Linked DNA regions of Homo sapiens: region 1 is linked to region 2. The links are chromatin loops, found by intact Hi-C in ENCODE. Cell type or tissue: Caco-2. All regions are shown on one strand. Each heading gives the region's core, and the rest is flanking DNA. Links, peaks and the distances in the headings are about the cores only. Region 1 has its middle 12 kb from the start of MMD. Region 2 holds the start of SMIM36 (small integral membrane protein 36).

Region 1 (9,882 bases), core at 2,374-7,373, 81 kb before region 2:
AATGAAGGCCAGAACCAAGGCAACATCAATGGAGTGGAGAAAAAGGATAATCTGAGAAAGATTAAGAAATTCTTTCTTTCTTTCTTTCTTTTATTTTTTATTTTTTTGAGATGGAGTCTCGCTCTGTCACCCAGGCTGGAGTACAGTGGTGCCATCTCAGCTCACTGCAAGCTCTGCCTCCTGGGTTCATGCTATTCTCCTGCCTCAGCCTCCCAAGTAGCTGGGACTACAGGCGCCTGCCACCACACCCAGCTAATTTTTTTTGTATTTTTAGTAGAGATGGGGTTTCACCGTGTTAGCCAGGATGGTCTCTATCTCCTGACCTTGTGATCCGCCCATCTCGGCCTCCCAAAGTGCTGGGATTACAGGCGTGAGCCACCGTGCCTGGCCAAGAAGTTCTTTATACAAAGCCTAAATCTGTGAAAACTCTTTAGAGCCAAGGAGGGATAAAATTCCACCCATGACTGCTTCTGTGTGCATTGCATTAAATTCACAATTTAGCACCATTTAAAAATATAAATCTAATGAGTAAAGAGAAACAAAAATAGGACACACACTCTTCCCCAGATCCAGCTCAGATTTGCTGCAATACAGATATAATTAAATCAGTGTAGTAACTTCACCTATTCAGAAACTGAGGAATCTTTTTGTTTTGGACCAACTGAAGGGAGGGCAAGCTGAAAGCTAACATACAAATTCTAGAATAAAGATGTGTATTTTGAGTCCATAGGTCACCAACTTCGTGTCAACAAAAATGGTGACAATGACAAGTCTTAAGAGATACCTTAATGAAGAAATAACATTCATTTTAAACTGCAGCACCATCATTGCTTACCAACAATTTGCTAAGACTCATAATATTTTAAGCAAGTGGTAAGACATGGTAGCTCACATTTGAAATCCCAGCACTCTGGGAGGCCAAACCAAGAGGATCACTTGAGCCCAGGAGCTCCAGACCAGTCTGAGCAACATAGTGAGACCTCATCTCTACTAAAAATTAAAAAAATAGCCAGGCATGGTGGCACACACCTGTGGTCTCAGCTACTTGGGAGGCTGAGGCAGGAGGATCATGTGAGCCCTGGAGGTTCAAAGCTGCAGTGAGCTGTGATCGCACCACTACACTCCAGCCTGGGTGACGGAGTGAAATCCTGTCTCAAAAAAATAAAAAAAGTGAGCAAGTTAAGCAAGTGTCCTATACTTTTTTCTCACTTAAAGTTTGCATCAAAAGCCGTTTCTTCACACAGAACTAAGTTATAAAAAAAAATGTTCCTTAGGCTGGGCCCGGTGGCTCACGCCTGTAATCCCAGCACTTTGGGAGGCCGAGGCTGGTGGATCACAAGGTCAGGAGATCGAGACCATCCTGGCTAACACAGAGAAACCCCGTCTCTACTAAAAATACAAAAACAAAATTAGCCGGGCGTGGTGGTGGGCGCCTGCAGTCCCAGCTACTTGGGAGGCTGAGGCAAGAGGATGGCGTGAACCTGGGAGGCGGAGCTTGCAGTGAGCCGAGATCGCACCACTGCACTCCAGCCTGGGCAACAGACCGAGACTCCGTCTCAAAACAAAACAAAACAAAACAAAACAAAAAAGTTTCTTTAGATACAGCTTGATCATGAGGGATTTTATAGTATTTTGAATGAATAAACAAGAGATTAATTATTAAGCACAAGTTACTATGCCACGCACTTTTGAAGATGAGAACTGCAAATAACTATTGGCTCATAACAACCGCTCAGTCCATACCCCTGCACTAAGACTTGACCAATCATAGAATGGTTTCTAGCATGGAAGGCAGCATCACTGAGAAAACCCTGCCCCCTTTTGAGTTCCTGTCAGGAAAATCTCAAGGCTGTCAAAAGCATTTACTGTTTGTTCTCATCAACACCTGACAATAGGCCCCTAACTTCCCTTTCCTAGCACATGAAATCAAAGTGGCTTACAATTCTGAGTCCTTTCTCTGTTGCTTTAAAATGTATACGTATCTCCTACAACTCAGGAGTATCTTTCTCAAGGACCTGAAAACTATTCCTTTGAAATATAATCAGGAAGAATAGGGCCTGGGAGTCCCAGTCTCTGCGGGAGGATAGAATCCTGACTTCCATAATTGCCAGCTAGCAGATGCAGCCAGCCTAATCACATTTACCCTGACTAACCCTTGGTCATTTTTCACTTTCCCTGACTCTGCCTGAGCTGCAGTTGCTCACACTTCCTCCTCCCTTATTTTCCCTTTAAAATGCCCAGTTACCTTTGCACAAATCAGAAGGCAGCCCAACTCTTTCCTTACTGTCAGTAGTTGAATAAAATCTGCTTTCACCTCTTTAACTAATATCTAGCTTTGTTTATCTAAGACAAGTCATAAACCAGGTCTATTCATCTAATAATTTTGACATTGGCTTTATCATCCTTATTTTGAAGAGGAGGAAATTGATCCACCAAGAAATTAACTTGCCCAGTGTCACATTTGTAGTTCATTAGTACTTGAGTCACAGAATTACATAATTATTGAACTGCAAGAAACCTTAGGATTCATCTTGTTCAGCCTTTTCATTTTATGGAGGATTCTGAGGATGACAAATTTAAATTTACAACTCTTACCTGTTGTAAGAGTCAGAATTGGACATCTGGGTAGGGTTGCCAGATTTAGCAAATAAAAATATAGGATTCCCTTTAAGTTTGAATTTCAGTTATCAGCAAATAATTTTTTAGTATAATTCTGCCCCATGCAATATTGGTTGTTTATTCATTATTTATCTAGAGTTCAAATTTAACTTGGGGCTGGATGTGGTAGCTGATGCCAGTAATCCCAGCACTTTGGGAGGCTGAGGCAGGAGGACTGCTTGAGCCCAGGAGTTCAGGACCAGCCTGGAAAACATGGCAAGACCTCGTCGTTACAAAAACAGAAGGGAAGGGAGGGGAGGGCAGGGGGAGGGGGAGGGGGAGGGGAGGGGAAGGGCAGGAGAGGGGAAGGGCAGGGGAGGGGAAGGGGAGGGGAGGGGAAGGGGAGGGGAGGGAAGGGGAAGGGGAGTGGAGGGGGAGCGGGGAGGGAGAAGGGAAGGGAAGGGAAGGGAAGGGAAGGGAAGGGAAGGGAAGGGAAGGGAAGGGAAGGGAAGGGAAGGGAAGGGAAGGGAATTAGCCAGGCATGGTGGCCCAGGCCTGTAGTCCCAGCTACTTGGGAAGCTGAGGCAGGAGGAGCACTTGAGCCCAGGAGGTTGAGGCTGCAGTGAGCTGTGTTCATGCTACTGCATTCCAGCCTAGACAACAGAGCAAAGAAAAAAAAAAAGAAAAAAGAAAAAAATATATATATATAAAAGAAAATATATATATATACACACATATATACTCAGCATTCTGTATTTTATCTGGCAATCCTACCCCAGGGCTTTTAACTTGCCGGGGTCCTTCCCATTCCATAATCTAACAAAGCAAGCTTCAAATATCTTATCATTTATTTGTGGGAAATTGTGGTCATGTCTGCAAGAGTTACAAGACAGGAAGACTATGATTTAGTGATATTGTGGTTTTGATGAGACATAAGACCTTTCTGAAGTTGGGGACAACCCAATATAAGTAATATTTATGAAGGCAGCATAGTTCATTTACAAACTGTCAAAAGACAAAATTACAACAAATTTAAAGATCTTAATTGGCTTTTGTTTGCCATTCTAGAGTTGGGCAACACCTCATTCCATAAAATTGAATGAGTGTTCCTATGAGCTGAGCAGGGGAGGTTAGCTTCTCGGCAAGGGCTGAGGAAAGCCCCAACAGAGAACAAAGAGTAGATTGGTGTTCAAAGTTGCTTTTCTTGTAAAGGTTAAGGCAGAGCAGGCTTCCTAAAACTCGCCTGTTTGGGGAGATGGCTATTATCTCTTGATTTCTTGGTAGGTCAGATAAACAACTCAGTTCCGACATGGTAGCACAGAACATTAGCACGAGTGACTCCATTTTGGTTTGGCCTGGTGGATCTAGTGCAGGGGGAGCTCAGTCCAAACCAATGGCCTCCTGTGAATTTTATTCAGCAAAATAAATCTACAACAAAACTCAATTAAATGTAACATCTCTGTGTCCTGTAAATTTAACTGTATCAGAGAATCACACTGTCTGGGCACTCAAGCTAATAACTATCTGTCCCATCTCTTTGTTGCCAAGTAAGCTTCTCCCCAAAACAAACAAGAGACTCGCTGGCAGGAATCACAGTCCTTGTTGTTGGGGGTGGGAGGTCATCTAGGTCCAAGTGGGCAGAAAAGGTAAAGTCTGGTGAAGCACAAAGACACAGGAAGACTGTGAGCCAAGACTATGGAGAACAGCCCAGGAGAATGTTTCTGTTGATGAGTAAACAGAGGCTTGGACAAGGTAGATCTGTCTTACTGATAAAGGGACTGGTGCTTCCAGAGTTGACTCATTAGTGAGAACAAAGGAATGCGGGTATTTTCTGGCAATACCTGTAACTTTGTAAACAGAGATGTGAGAGAGGGCAATGCCAGCGTGATAGGTAGCATTACTTTTTTCTTTACTGACTGGCTTACCACCACCGATAACAGTCACGGTTTACACACAAGCCCGAAGGAATGCTAAGCTTAAAAAAAAAAAAAGTTCCACGTTTGCATGGCCTTTCCACTGAGCCTCAGTCACAACTTTTGGCTGGAGGCAGATGGCAGGTCTAATGTTTTGTTATTGGTTCTTCCCTCCCCTGACACTCATTTTATAAATGAAGCTGCTGAAGTCCAAACACATTAAGGACCAGTTCAAAGTTTCTCCGTTTTAATAACTTGGCAGTGCTAGAGCTCCAATAAGGTCTTCTCACTCATGATCTGCAAAGTGGGAGCTGGCCTGACTTGAGGACTGAGCAATGAGTGTGACTTCTGAGTCCACACTGAACATGGAGACACAGGCTTTTAACAATATACACCAGGTTCTTTTTATGCTCCACTTATTTAGCTAGTGCAAAGGTCAGTTTATCATAAGCAGTGAGGGTTACAAAATCCTAAGGCAGGAAATGTGATGTTGCCAAGCCGCAGGAATTTTATAGCTATGGGGAAATGGGGTTGTCCTGTGTCTTTCTGTGGCTGCCTCATGGCTGTGTAATCTTTCATGTATGTTTCTCCCTTTGCTCCTACCCCATAGTTGTTTTTACGTCTGTAGACTGACTTCCTTTGCTTACTCCTTGGCTTGTCAGTGCCCCATCTTTGAGTCCTTGAGACATTTCACCTTGACTTGCCCTGCCCCGGGGAAACATGTTTTAGTATAGTGGTTAAGAGCATAGACTCTGGAGATAGGTTGCTGGAGTTTGACTATCGATTTAAAACTTCACTTCTCTGTTTTCCACTTTTCTCACCTGTAAAATGGGGGAGGCCGGGCACAGTGGCTCACACCTGTAATCTCAACACTTTGGGAGGCTGAGGCAGGCGGATCACTTGAGGTCAGGAGTTCAAGACCAGCCTGGCCAAAATGGTGAAACCCTGTCTCTACTGAAAATACAAAAACTAACCAGGTGTGGTGGTGCCCGTCTGTAGCTCCTGCTACACGGGAGTCTGAGGCAGGAGAATCGCTTGAACCTGGGAGGCAAAGGTTGCAGTGAGCCAAGATGGTGCCACTGCACTCCAACCTGGGCAACAGAACAAGAATCCGTCTCAAAAAATAAGAATAAAAAATAAAATAAAATGGGGGTAATAACAGCCTCATCTTCACAGTAGTGTGAGGAGTAAAGATATTGTCCTTAAGTACATTGAGCACGTACTATGTGCCACACAGTGACTGGCACATAGTATACACTCAATAAATACAGTTGTTCTTGTTGTTGTTAGTATTGCAACAATTTTAGAGTTTATAGCTCCTACTTGAGTATTTTTAAGTCCTAACTTGAAATCTTAGTGGAGAGAGACAGTGGCTGAGCTCATCTTGTCTCATGAGGCTGTAGGGTAGGTAGGCTTTGACTCAAGATGGAGTGGGGACTGCAGTGGAACAAAGACAGATGATTCATTCACCACTTCATCGGGGGTTGTGGGTAGGAGGCAGATCTTCTAGAAGAGGGGGTGGCTAGCATCTAAAATATGCCTAATACTCAGTATGTGCTAGAATTTGTTCTCAGACATTCAATATCTAATTTTAATAAGTGCTCAAAGCCCCTGGGTTATAGCATCTGCTCTTTCTTGCCCCACTTAAGCTGGATAGGGAACTCTTCCCAATCTTCATTCCAATTAAGTGCTTTCTTACATCCCAGAGAGTCCCATAACCAGCCCACATTTATCAAATGCCTATAGTGTATAAGGCAGCATGGCCTGCACTGTGCATATTGTGGGGGCAGTGACGGTGGGAGCCAGTCACAGGAGGAGAAATAGAGATGAATAAGAAACAAATTCTCTTTCAAGGCACTTAAAATCTGGAGGAATTTACAAAATAACTCTATACCAAGGAAGTGTATGAAAAGTATGGTAATGAAAGTATCAAGTATATAAAGTGTTAAGGTATCACAGAGAGGGATAGACATATTTTATCTACTGGGGTTTTAAAGAAAGTCTTCATAGAGAAAGTCACTTGGCTTGGATGGTAAAGGATGAGAAGATACCAACCAGCAAAGACGAGTGAAAAATATATTGCATACAGACTGGGTGAATACTATGAGTAAGCTTTCAGAGATGGGGACATATCATGCCCACTGGGACCACAGCAGATGGTCTGATTTTGTTCAAGTGTAGGTTATTGACTTAATGGGGAAGAGTGTATTATGTGTGTTGAAACATTGGCATTGTCATGAAGGATTCTGATACCAAGCTAAAGAGTTGGCGTCTAATTTTCTAAACAAGGAGAACCTATGAAAGGAGGAAGGGTGGGTTGCGATGTCTCCCGCCTGTAATCCCAGCACTTTGGGAGGCCAAGGCGAGCAGATCATGAGGTCAGGAGATCGAGACCATCCTGGCTAACACAGTGAAACCCCATCTCTACTAAAAATACAAAAAAAATTACCCGGGCATGGTGGCGGGCACCCGTAGTCCCAGCTACTCAGGAGGCTGAGGCAGGAGAATGGCATGAACCAGGGAGGTGGAGCTTGCAGTGAGCCGAGATTGCGCCACTGCACTCCAGCCTGGGCAACAGAGCGAGACTCTCTCTCAAAAAAAAAAAAAAAAAAAAGGAGGTAATAAAATACCCACTGTTTAATTTTGTTTTGGTTTTATGTTCTTATTTTGTTGGCTGCATGGGCTGAAAAAGTATGTCCATCTAAGTGTATCTTTCTTCCAGCTCCTGGAAGGTAGCAATTATGTAAGTAAGGTGGCTGGAATACTTACCTACCTTATACCTGCCAGGTGCTATTCTAAGCACTCGATGTGTATTATGTCTTCACGGTAACCCTCTGATACATTATTATTCTCATTTTACCAGTGATGAGGCTGGCACTGAGCAGAAAGTAACCTGGTTAAGGTAACCACCTGGAACATAGTAAAACTGGTATCTGGCCCCAGGCATACTGTTATGTCATACTGTTTCCCACTAGTTATGAAATCCCTTTGCAACAACACCTTATCTATCTCAACCAGCAATTCTGGACTGTAAGTAGGGAAAAGAATGTATTGCAAGCTATGCACAAGGTAATGATTTTATAGTCATAATGATTCAAGATGGAGGAGGCCTAGATAATGACGGCCTAATTATCTATAGCATTTTTTCTGGACCTGAGAGATCCAAAACTCAGCCTTTATTCAGACTAAGGATCTAGGAGAAAATCCCTGCCTCAATCAAAGAACAGAGAGTAATTCTCTGAGGGCCTTCAAGCGCTGAATAATTTATGTAGTGATTCATTCCCTTCTTGTGTGAAGCTTTTAGTTTCAAGCCTAAAGAAGATCCAGACACACAGGTGTTTTCCTAGAATCACAGAATATCAGAGTTGGAAGGACTTTAACTGTTCAAGTCAACATCCCCATTCCACATTCAACTCTTAGATCTCCATTCAATTCTTAGATCTCCCAATACCACATTGACATCTGTCTCAACAGTTCTCAGCCCATTTTTCCATTCCCCCACACTCAATGGATAACATTCACATATGAAATACATTACCTCTGCTGATGAGATCAGATAGTTTGTGGGTTCTGTACAATTCCTGGCAGCTAAGCTTGCACCACACCTTTTATTTTCTGCTCAAAGTGAATCAATAATGCAAGTAATTAAGAGGGATGCTATTACAGGCTCAGCCTTGATTGTATTCTAGAGTGCATTTTAAAAGTTAAGAATTTGCATAGTTCGGTATCATTATTAGCCAAAATTACTAGTAACACCCCACTCAGCTATTATTGGTACATAGGTTTTCCGGATGAAAAGTGCTGATCTAACCTATGGTTGAGATCCAGCCACTGGAAGTTCCCCATTTCCGAGGGAAGCCCGTGGCAACTCAGGACAGTTTTTACTGTCAGCAAATTCTTCCTTTTATTCAGCAGAAAAATGTTTCTAACTGCAGCTGGCCGACAACAGCACTGGGAAATCCATTTGTCTCCTGCTCTGCATCTTCCCCTAGTGTTCACAGAAACTGTTCTAAATTTTCACAATTCTCTTCAAGTCTTTGACTCCACTTTCATTTCCCATGCTCAGCAGGTGACCTCCCCTGGGACATGCTAAGTGCTCAGAAAGTGTTTGCTTGGCTGAATATCTCTTCCTCTACAAAACAGTTGACATGAATGCCCCAGCTTCTAGCCCCTAACAAAATCTTGTGTTGCTTTTCTTGCCTCAATCTCAGAGGAAGGGGCTGCTCCCTTCTATACAGCTTATTCATCCACTTGGGCTTTAAATCTAATCCTGTTTGGCTAATTCAGAGACCTGCTTACTTTCTACCCAAGTGCCATTTCCTTTCCTCAAAGGATAACTTCATTCTGAGCAAGTGTTCCATTTTATAAATCTGAGCAGTGAATTTAAGTCTTATCAAAGAAACCCTTAAATCTTTCATTCACATGCTGGGCTATATTCTTAATTTCACTTGCATATCAGGATTACCTAGGGAGCTTTCAAAAATCCTGATGCTCCAGAGAAATGCAAATCAAAACCACAATGAGATAAGATCTCATGCCAGTTAGAATGGCGATCATTAAAAAGTCAGGAAACAACAGATGCTGGAGAGGATGTGGAGAAATAGGAATGCTTTACACTGTTGGTGGGAGTGTAAATTAGTTCAACCATTGTGGAAGACAGTGTGGCGACTCCTCAAGGATCTAGAACCAGAAATACCATTTGACCCAGCCATCCCATTACTGGGTATATACCCAAAGGATTATAAATCATGCTACTACAAAGACACATGCACATGTATGTTTATTGTGGCACTATTCACAATAGCAAAGACTTGGAACCAACTCAAATGTCCATCGATGATAGGCTGGATTAAGAAAGTGTGGCACATGTACACCATGGAATACTATGCAGTCATGAAAAAGAATGAGTTCATGTCCTTTGCAGGGACATGGATGAAGCTGGAAATCATCATTCTCAGCAAACTATCGCAAGGACAGAAAATCAAACAGCACATGTTCTCACTTATAGGTGGAAATTGAACAATGAGAACACTTGGACACAGGGCGGGGAACATCACACATCAGGGCCTGTCGGGGGGTGGGGGGCTGGGGGAAGGATAGCGTTAGGAGAAATACCTAATGTAAATGATGAGTCGATGGGTGCAGCAAACCAACATGGCACGTGTATACCTATGTAACAAACCTGTACATTGTGCACATGTACCCTAGAACTTAAGGTATAATAATAAAAAAAAATCCTGATGCTCAGGCCACACCACAAAATAAAGAAATCATAATGGGCTGGGTGTGGTGGCTCATGCCTGTAATCCCAGCACTTTGGGAGGCTGAGGTGGGCGGATCATGAGGTAGGAGTTCAAGACGATCCTGGCTA
Region 2 (9,882 bases), core at 2,688-7,687:
TCTTCTTCTAAAAGGCCATCTCCTGTCCTACCCTTCAAGATTCCAACATACTTTGGTTCTTCTGGAAAAATAACTACTTATCTTTTAAGACAAATCATCTTATCTTTGGTACCTGAGTCTAAGATGAAATTGGCCATTCAACATTATTCGAATATTTCTTGAGTGTCTTCTGTGTGCCAGACACTCGTGTCTCTGTTGACTCCTGCATCCTATGCAGACTTCTAAAAGAGCATCTGCAAAGCTTTCTTATCTTTCATTGTCTAAGTCATGCCTGACCCTGCTTCCTTCTGTTGGGCGGCAAAGATCATATGGCAGGGTCATGACACTCATTTCTCTTTATTTCCACACAGGTCCTGATGGAAAGAAGAGGTTCAGTAAATCTCAAAGTAAATACATACGTTTCTCTGAGCTCAGGGAAGGGAGGGTTAATAAAAATACACACAATGGAGATAATAATTCAAAAATTTTGGAAATAGACTAATGAACAGGGGAAAAAACATACCATTCAACATCAACAAAGAGAGTGAAGGGAGAGCAGGCAGTGTTCTGGGGACAGATACACCAAGCTGTGGGGTCTCAGAATTCTTTCAATGAGTTTTCAATAACTTTGTATTGGATCAGGCCGGATTTGAGGATTGGAGATTAAATTTTTTATGAGGCATATGGAAGGAAATATTATCAGTGATCATCATCATAGCTAACCCTGTGTGTCAAGAACTGTCTCAAGTGCTTTTGGTGAATTAACTCATTTAAATAGCCCCAAAAGCTTAGTGGTCCAATCACTATCCCTGAGACACAGAGGTGGCTCAACTTAACCATGGCCACACAGCTAGCAAGTAGAAGAGGCAGGATTTGAACCCAGGCTCCAAGCTTTGTTGTTTTAGTTGTATGCATTCCTTATTCTGTCTTGGAGTTGGGAATAGAACGTGAAGAGCTGGTAGGTACAGAAATAATAATGTTCTGAAGTCTGAACAAGTTCAATGGGGTTGCCTTGACTGGGTGCAGCAGCTCACATCTATAATCCCAGCATTTTGTGAGACTGAGGCAGGAGGATTGCTTGAGGCCAGGAGTTCAATACCAGCCTGGGCAACATAGTGAAACCCCATCTCTACAAAAAAAAGACAGGCGTGGTGTCATGACCTTAGAGTCCTAGCTACATGGGAGGCTGAAGTGGGAAGGTTGCTTGAGCCCAGTTCAAGGCTGCAGTGAGCTATGATCACGCTGCTGCACTTAAGCATGGGCAACAGAGCAAGACTCTGTCTCTTAAAGAAAAGAAAAATAACAACAAAAAACTGGTTGCCTTGGAAAGAAAGAATTTGCAAAGAATAGACTAGACTGGAGTTAGTCTCATTCCTTATCACACACACGCACGTGCACGTGCACACACACACACACACAATATTGCATCCTTTCTCAAAAGTCATTCTCTCCTGTGAGTTGCAAGGACAGCAACATCAGAAATGTACCAGTAACCAACTTCATTATACTACAGCATTGCTGACAGTTTGCATTTGGAGAATTTGACTAAAGACCACTTTGGGCTTCTTACCTTAAACAGTTACTTTTGTCACAAAGAAGGTGACGAGAAAACAGCAAGTAAGACAGAGCTCTCACTTCCTTCATCAAGCGGGATACATGTGCTGAGAGAATTGGAGCCACGATAGGGAGCAGTTTGTCTCTATGGAAAGTCTAGTGGTCTCTCCCCAGTGTCCCTTAGCCAGCCTCATACCATGGTGCTTTTCTTTCCTAGTGGAGCAGGATCCCCCAAAGAAAGGCCAGGCCCCTTTGGCCAGTGGGGCCCAGCGACACTTGGGTGCATCACCACCAACCGGATGGAGGGCTGGGCCTCGAGAGTGGCCTCGGGCGCGTACTCCTTACTGGGATCCTTGCCTCGGCAGTCGTATAGCACGCAGGAGATGAGGAAGACCAGGAGCAAGATGACGTAGCTCGCAACTAGGATGATCAGGTTCAAGGTAACAGGGTCGATCTCCAAGTAGAATTCCATCACTTCTCCCACGGTGGAGAAGTGGGTCTAGAGAAAGGCAATTGGGGTCAGTTTGGGCATTGCAGAGAGCAGATCTTAGAGCATCGGAATAGCTACATTGGCTCTGGAGTAAAAATACATTAATCCCTACTGCTCCAGGAGACCTCGAGGATTAAAGCTGCTCGGTTTAATAACTTAAGCTTGCTGTTAATACCACAGCCACCAAAACACAGAAGCTGTCTGTCATCAGTTCGCCTACACAGAGAGAGAAAGAGAGAGAGAGAGATGGCTCATGAGTTACTGGATCATGGTATATAAGTAGAGCATTCACATAATTCAGCATCCACACAGGCAGTTTGGTGAGCAAAAGTAAGTGTTGTTAATAAGCACTCCATGATGACAGCTAAAAATTGGATTGTCCTGGACAATTGTGCTGTCTTTGTATAAGGGATGTTTAGTGCCATGTATGGAGTGATTTGGAAGATTAGGTCAGTAGGCTTTGGAAGTAAATGTGATTCTTCAACAAGAAGAAGATACTAGTGCCTGATATTTTCACCCTTTCTTCATTTGTTGCCATGTTTCTCATTAGTTAATTCAAAACTACTTTTTGAGTACTTACTTCCTGTGTTTCAGACACTACACTAAGCAAAGGGGATATGGCAGTGATAAGACAGAGAAGCAGGTAGTCTAGCAGGAAAGATAGCCTTTAAACAGATAATTGCACAATTCGCCATTTAAGAACAGTGGAAATCAGTTTATAAGGGACAAATAGAGGGTAAGAGGACAGCGTGTCCCAGTGTGGGTCAAAAAAGCTTCCATGCAGAAGCAACATTTAACCTATGACCTGAAGGATAAGTAGAATTTAGCTAAGTGAGAAGAGACAGGGAAGATTCTTCTAGCCACAAAGAACTGCATATGTGAAGACCCGAAGAGAAAGGAGCCTGGAAAATTGCAAGCACTGAAACAAGGGCAGTGTGACTGGAGCATAAAGAGAATGGGAGCACAAGGTGGGAGAGGTAGACAGGGGCCAGAAGGCACAGGCACTTGTGGGCCATACTCAGGACTTTAGATATGATCCTAGAGCAATGGGATGCCATTGAATGCTTTTGCACAGGGGAGTGACACTACTGAATTTGCATTTTAAAGAGATTCCCAAAGGCTGCCTCAAGGATGCAGAAAAACAAGCAAATTGAGAGGAAGATCAGATACTGATCGGATTACAGTTATTCCTTGATGTACAAATCACTGTCCTGCCTCAGTTGTAGCCTGGTCCCAATAGTCCCGCATAGGCTACTTCATGGGCATGTGCCCTGTGCAGCTGCACAACGTTCCATTCTCAGAAAGAGCTCACACTTGGTTTAATGCTCTGCTGTTGCCATCTTGAAATTCTTAACTTTTCAACTTTGCACTGGGACCCACAAATTACGTATCTGGTCTTGGTCTCATATATGTATTTTTGGCCAGCTAGGGCATCAGTAGCCTTTTCTCCAATAGCTAATAGGACTTTTTGGATACTCCTAGTTAAAAGCTGAAGTTCCCAAAGGTCTGCTGGTTTCTTAGTGTTAAGCTTCAATGGGCTAGTGTCTTCCTGTCAGCCTCCTTTATACTGAGCTTCCATGGGAACCTGAGCATTTGAAGATGTTGTAGTATGGGGTTCTTATGCATCTGGAGACGTTTTTCCAAATAATATCGTCCATGATTCTATGGTCCTGGACTAACTTATGGAATTATAATCCAGAAGATGCATGATTCTGAAACACCATAGATTTAGGGTCAGCCTTATTGGAATCTATTGGGTCTCTTTTGAATACAGATACCTGGATCAACCCTAGATCTACTGAGTTAGAATCTTTGGGACTAGAGTCTGGGGATCTGTATTAATAAAAATCTTCATGGATAATTTTGATCTGCAACCAGGATGGAGAATCATGGCTATAAAAGTAGAAAAAAAGGACGTGAAGAAAATGGGCCAATATGCGGTCACCAGGGCTTTGGTGATCTGTGAAGAGCTATTCCAGGGGGCATTCAACACAGAATTCAACACTGTCCAAGGTTTTAAGTCCGACAGATTCAGAGAATTAATTTTGTGCTTGCAAGGACATAGCTTTTTCTTCCTGAAGGCAGATCTACAGGAAAAGTCCATTTATAATTGGAAAGTTTCTGGTAAGCACAGAATCACACAGCAAGTAGAGTTGTCTGTTGCATCTGTAAGTCACGTGCAATGCACCAGACAGAAGCGAGGCTTTAAAAGGCAGCATTATGTACCAGATGCCTACTTTCTTTTGCCCACTCGGGACTCTAGATTCGTGACTTCTATAGTAAACTGAGTCTGGATAGCCCAGGTGCCTCCATGTAACAATATTTAGGGGAGTTATTTGGTGACTTTAAATAGATGACACAAGGATTGGTTAAAATTGACTCTGAAATGAGAACTACATATAGTTTAGTCCACATTAAATTAAACTGAAATATATGCAACAGATCTGCTCTATTGAGTGGAGTTTTCATATCAGATCTAGGTTTCTCTGTGTAATGGTGATAATCATTAATCATGGTGAGTGATCTGGTCTGGCCTGTCTTCTTAGATTGCCCCCATTCTGCTGATACCCGTGGTGTCCCGGAATGTTTTGTTCAAGGCTATTGTCTTTGGTTCCAGTATCTTATTTCTATTAGCAGAGAGTTTTTTGTTTCTGTTTCCACCAGTGCTCAAAGTTCATTTGAAGTCCAGTCTCATGAAGGCTTCACTTCCTTGCAATGTCTTCGGTGAAATGCTGGGTGCTTGTTTTACTTAATTAACCTGGGTGGCTCCTTTATTCATACTGGGGCTAACCTCACCCATCTTTCCTTCTTTTGCTGTCTTTAAGGAACTTTCCTCTGGTGCCATCTAGTGGCCAAAGCAGGGGCTGCTAAATAAAGAAAAAAACTTGGCAATAGGCAAACTGGGACGGATGACAGGGTGACATAGGTAAAAACAATAACAAGCTGCATTTCAGAAGAACCCCTTGAGGTAGCCTTGACATACTAATTCCTTCGTTTATTACAAATATGAATTGTGCACTTACCATATGCTAGCAAGGTACTAAGCACTTTAGAGCTTGATAATGTGATACTGAAAGCACACTGTATAACAAATGTAGAGCTCAGAGGAAAAAAGGAATTATCAACCCAATTTTTTAAAATGAGAAAATTGAAGCTTAAAGAGGCAGTGGAATTGAATGAGCTTATTCTCATTCCCTTTTTCCCTCTCACCCTCTCATCTCTCTTTTCTACTGCATAAAATATGAATAAAACAGGTACATGCATAACTTATTCTATGGAGCATTCAAGACCCATTGGGCAGGTATTCTATGGGTCTTCAGTTGTTTACATATTTACTTGCAGTGTAGTTCATTTTGATGGCTGGCCTGGAATATTACTTAATAATACCAGATAAATATGTGTCCCATATAAATACATTTTTAGGTAAGTAGAGTTTATTACTTAAAACAAACATATTTTTGTATATCAACTATTCTGGATGAAAATTTATCTCTGGTATTTCAGAGTGCCTTGCTTCCTTGATAAAATATGGTATCCCAAAAGTCTTAGTGCCTTAGAGAAGTGTCAACTTCAGAGGTAAAAATGTTATAAACTTATTTAAAAAAGCATTGGGAGTTTGATTATTTCACAGTTGAGGACATTCAGGCACAGGGACGTGACTTTCTCGAGTCCAAACAGATAGTAAATGACAGAAGCAAGACATTAAAGCAATGTTTTTGAATTCTAGTCTAGTGTTTTTTTTTTTTTTTTTTTTTTTTTTTTGCGCTGGAACTATTGACTAGATAGAATGGAAAGTGAAAGAGGGAAAGATGCTGTAGATGCTAGAAAAGTGAGAAAGGCAATAATGAACAAAACCAAATGCTAGCCATCTAGATTTTCAAAAGTCCACTTGTCCCTCAAATTTATGCTAAGAGGACATAACCTAACTTTCAACCTACCACCCTTCTCAGCCTCCTACTTGTAATCAAGCAGGTGGCTCACTTGGGAGCCTCACCTGGCAGCCTCTGGAGAAATACTGCCATATTTTGTCGCAACTTAAAAGTCTTTCTTTCCATCTATACTGGGTTGAATAATGTCTCCCCTCAAACTCATCCACCTGGAATCTCAGAATGTGGCCTTATTTGGAAATAGGGTCTTGGCAGATATAATTAGTTAAGGGTGAGATTTCACTGGAGAAGTAATGTGCCCTTAATCCAATGACTGGTGTCCTTATAAGCAGGCTGTGTGAGGGCACAGAGACACACAGGGAGGAGATGCTATGGAAAGATAGAGAGAGATCGGAGCGAGACATCTTGCAAGCCATGGAATGCCAAGGACTGCAGGCCACCACCAGAAACTGGAAGACAGGCCTGGGACAGACCCTCCCTCAGAGCCTCCAGAAGTAAACAACCCTGCTGACATCTTGATTCCAGACTTTCAGTCTCCACAACTGTGAGAGAATAAATTCCATTATTTTAAGTCATTCATTTTGTGGCATTTTGGTATAGCAGTCCTAGGAAACTAACATACTACCTATCTAATGTGTGAATAAAACCAGATGTGGCTTGCAGCAAACCAGGAGGTATACCAAGCTCTTTTAGATCCTCTTCTATTTTATTTTGGTGCTTGCCCCTTATAGACTTGAGCTTGGTTCCTGGCTCTTTCTTCTCAGGTATGGCTCCATGAAGAAAACGCATGGGATGAAAGAAAATTACTGTATGTAAAATTTACTTCTATAAAAAACAAAGACCTTCAGTTTAAAATAGCACTTGGCTGGAAGCCCCTGATGTAGCCTTTTATATCTTCCCAGTAAAATTCCTCAGAAGACACAGAAAAAAATATAAAAACCTACAAAACAATGAAAAACAATGTAGCTAGGGATAATATTTTTAAGATGCTATGGTGTTGGTTCTCCCTCTCCTTCCCAAGACTTATTTGAACCAATTTCTCTTCTCCTTCATCATCCAAGATTTCTAAGGGTATTGACTCTCAGGAGAGACACAGCCTGGAAGAGTCAAATTCATCATTCTTGAGCTCCTTTGTAAAATTCTGTACGCTTATACCAAAGTCCATAGACTTTGAGCCAGGCATTGTGGGGGAAAGCAAAGGCCATTTTTAGAACTACAAAATATTGGCTTTGTGTATCAAGAGACCAAAAGCATAAAGTTTATATAACAGGCCAAAATGTAGGAAAGAGAAAGTGAGGAATGTGAACAGTCTTCCTTTTTTTTTTTTTTTTTTTTTTTTGAGACAGTCTCACTCTGTCACCCAGGCTGGAGTGCAATGGCACAGTCTTGGCTCACTGCAAACTCCGCCTCCCGGTTTCAAGCAATTCTCCTGCCTCAGCCCCCTAAGTAGCTGGGATTACAGGCACCTGCCACCACGCCCGGCTAATTTTTTGTAGTTTTAGCAGAGATGGGGTTTCACCATATTGGCCAGGCTGGTCTCAAACTCCTGACCTCAGGTGATCCACCTGCCTCGGCCTCCTAAAGTGCTGGGATTACAGGCATGAGCCACTGCAACTGGCCAGCCTTCCTATTCTTGAGGAAGATTTGAAAAAGGAATTCTAAGGGGAGGTGACAAGAGATTAGATGTTAGTGTGTCCCTGAGAAGACGCTTCTCCCCAACACTCCCTATACCATCTTTTAGAAGAAAGACTATATAATCACCTAGATGGGCACTCCAAGGCAGAAAGGGTTCAGCTTTGATTACATAGTATATTCTTGGAAGACTGCCAGGTTCCTGGAGAAGTCTCATGCCCTATATAACACTGAATGGCAATATGCTGGAATAGTAGAGAACAATGTCCAAGAAAGGTAGCTAACTGGAGAAACCAGGGCTACCTTACTATTGAAGGTATACTAAGATGGTGCAAAGAAAATAATGGAGAGTTTCTAAGACTCTGAAATAGGATTGAGATACAAAAGGTAAGAGATGGGCCTGGCATGTTCGCTCACACCTGTAATACCAGCACTTTGGGAGGCCAAGGAGGGTGGATCATCTGAGGTCAGGAGTTCAAGACCAGCCTGGCCAACATGGTGAAACCCCATCTCTACTGAAAATACAAAAATTAGCCAGGCATGGTGCTGCACACCTGTAGTCCCAGCTGAGGGAGTCCCAGCTTGGGAGGCTGAGGCAGGAGAATCGCTGGAACCTGGGAGGTGAAGGCTGCAGTGAGCTGAGATCGTGCCACTGCACTTTAGCCTGGGCGACAGAGTGAGACTCTGTTACAACAACAACAACAACAAGTTGAGAGATGCCTGATTGAAAAGACTTCATGGTTCTTATTACCAAGGTCACAGAGTGAACAACTCGGGTATATGGAGGTATCATTTAGTGATGTGGATGACTGAAGGAAAGTAAATTTGGGAGGTGAATCAAGAGTTATCCTTAGGATTAAATTGGAGATGGTGAGAAGACAGCTGGATATTTGAGTTCAGATCTTAGTGGAAAAGTCAGTGTTGCAAATATAGATTTTAGACTTATCAATATATAGGTAATATTTACAGTCATAGAACTGAATGAGATGACATTAAAAGAAGGTGTACATTAGGAAGAGAAGAGGAATAAGGACAGAGCCTAGAGTATCCCAACATCTAAATGTTAAACAGAGAGGAAGAAATCAACAAATAATAAAGAGGAGTGAACAGAGAGATAAGAGGAAAATCAGAAGCACTTAGTGTCATGAAAATCCAGGGAGAAGTATGTATCTTAGTCCATTTTGTGCTGCTATAACAGAATACTTGAGACTGGATAACTTGGCTTACAGTTCTGGAAAATGGGAGATCTAAGATTGAAGGGCCACCATCTGGCGAGGGCCTCGTTGCTGTGTCATCCCATGGTAGAAGGTAAAAGGACAAGAGAGAGCATGAGAGCAGAGCAGGACAGGGTGAAGAGGGCTGAATTTGTCATTTCATCAAGAATCTACTCTCTTGATAACTAACCCACTCCCACAATAAAAGGATTAATCCATTCATAAAGACAGAACCCTCATGGCCAAATTGCCTCTTAAAGTTTCCACTTCTCAGCACTGTTGAATTGGGGATTAAGTTACCGATACACGAACTTTGGGGAACACTATTCAAACTATAGCACTGGGTTCAACAAAGGCAGTGACCAACTAGGTTTAAAGCTGCTGAGTGATCGATCAAGTAAAATGAGAATAGACAGTTGACTGTTAGTTTTGAGATTTTGCTAAAATTAGAAGGGGTTTTCATAGGGTGGGATGAGAAAGAAAACCCCTAAAAATAGGTGGAGAAAAGAAGGTAAAAAAGTGGACCGTGAGTAAAAATAATTTTGAGGAGTTTGGTTGTGAAATATTGAAGAGAAATGGGAAATAGCTAGAAAGCAGGGTGTCAGTGAAACAAAGTTGTTTCGTTTTTGTTTTAGATGAGTGATATGAAAGCATCATGCGAGCCCATGGGTTGTGAGTTGTGAAAGGGCAAGTGATAATATGAGAGAGAAAAGGAAAAGTTGTATGAGAGAGAAAAGGATAATATGAGAGAGAAAAGGAAAAGTTCCTTGAACAGCGATGAAATCCAGAGGAAACGTGGAACTAGAGGTAGGGACAATGCTTCCATTTATCAAAAGAGAAGAAAAATAAGTAGGTTTAGAACAGCTTTGGTGGTGAGAATATGAGGTTTGTTTCATCTGATATTTGGGTTTTTTTTTTTTTTCTCTCACCGAGGAATGAGTTAAGATCATTAGCAGAATTTGAGTGGAGGAAATGTACTGTATATTTTAAAAGAGGTGAATTTTTGAAATAGTTATTTTGACAAAAAGGAAGACAAATATCCTAGAGAAGTAGGGTAGGAGTGCTGGGCAGTGTTGAATTCCCCTTTGACATGGGTTGTCATGAATTTAAATTGAGATAGTAGTTC

The links. Hi-C counts contacts between places; a loop is a spot of excess contacts. Peaks named below come from ENCODE experiments on the same cell type or tissue, not always from the same donor. Only the 100,000 strongest peaks of a DNase experiment are listed, where the experiment ranks them.
Region 1: it touches region 2 in a loop (6-fold over the local background); 24 of 110 quality-filtered maps call a loop at or near these places.

Annotation. Positions count from the first base shown.
Region 1 is chr17:55,428,950-55,438,831 of GRCh38, forward strand. No RefSeq gene overlaps it. Among named protein-coding and RNA genes, the nearest start is that of MMD, 12 kb to the left of the region's middle. RefSeq lists a silencer at 3,366-3,566. In Caco-2, for the core only: no CTCF peak of the experiment used is centred there; DNase peaks (open chromatin) are centred at 4,392 and 5,012.
Region 2 is chr17:55,509,330-55,519,211 of GRCh38, forward strand. SMIM36 (small integral membrane protein 36) reads right to left here and starts at 2,123. Exons shown (of 5, transcript NM_001395421.2): 1 at 1,550-2,123. The coding sequence starts at 2,005. The coding sequence ends at 1,724. In Caco-2, for the core only: a CTCF peak has its summit at 4,872 (motif pointing left); a DNase peak (open chromatin) is centred at 4,862.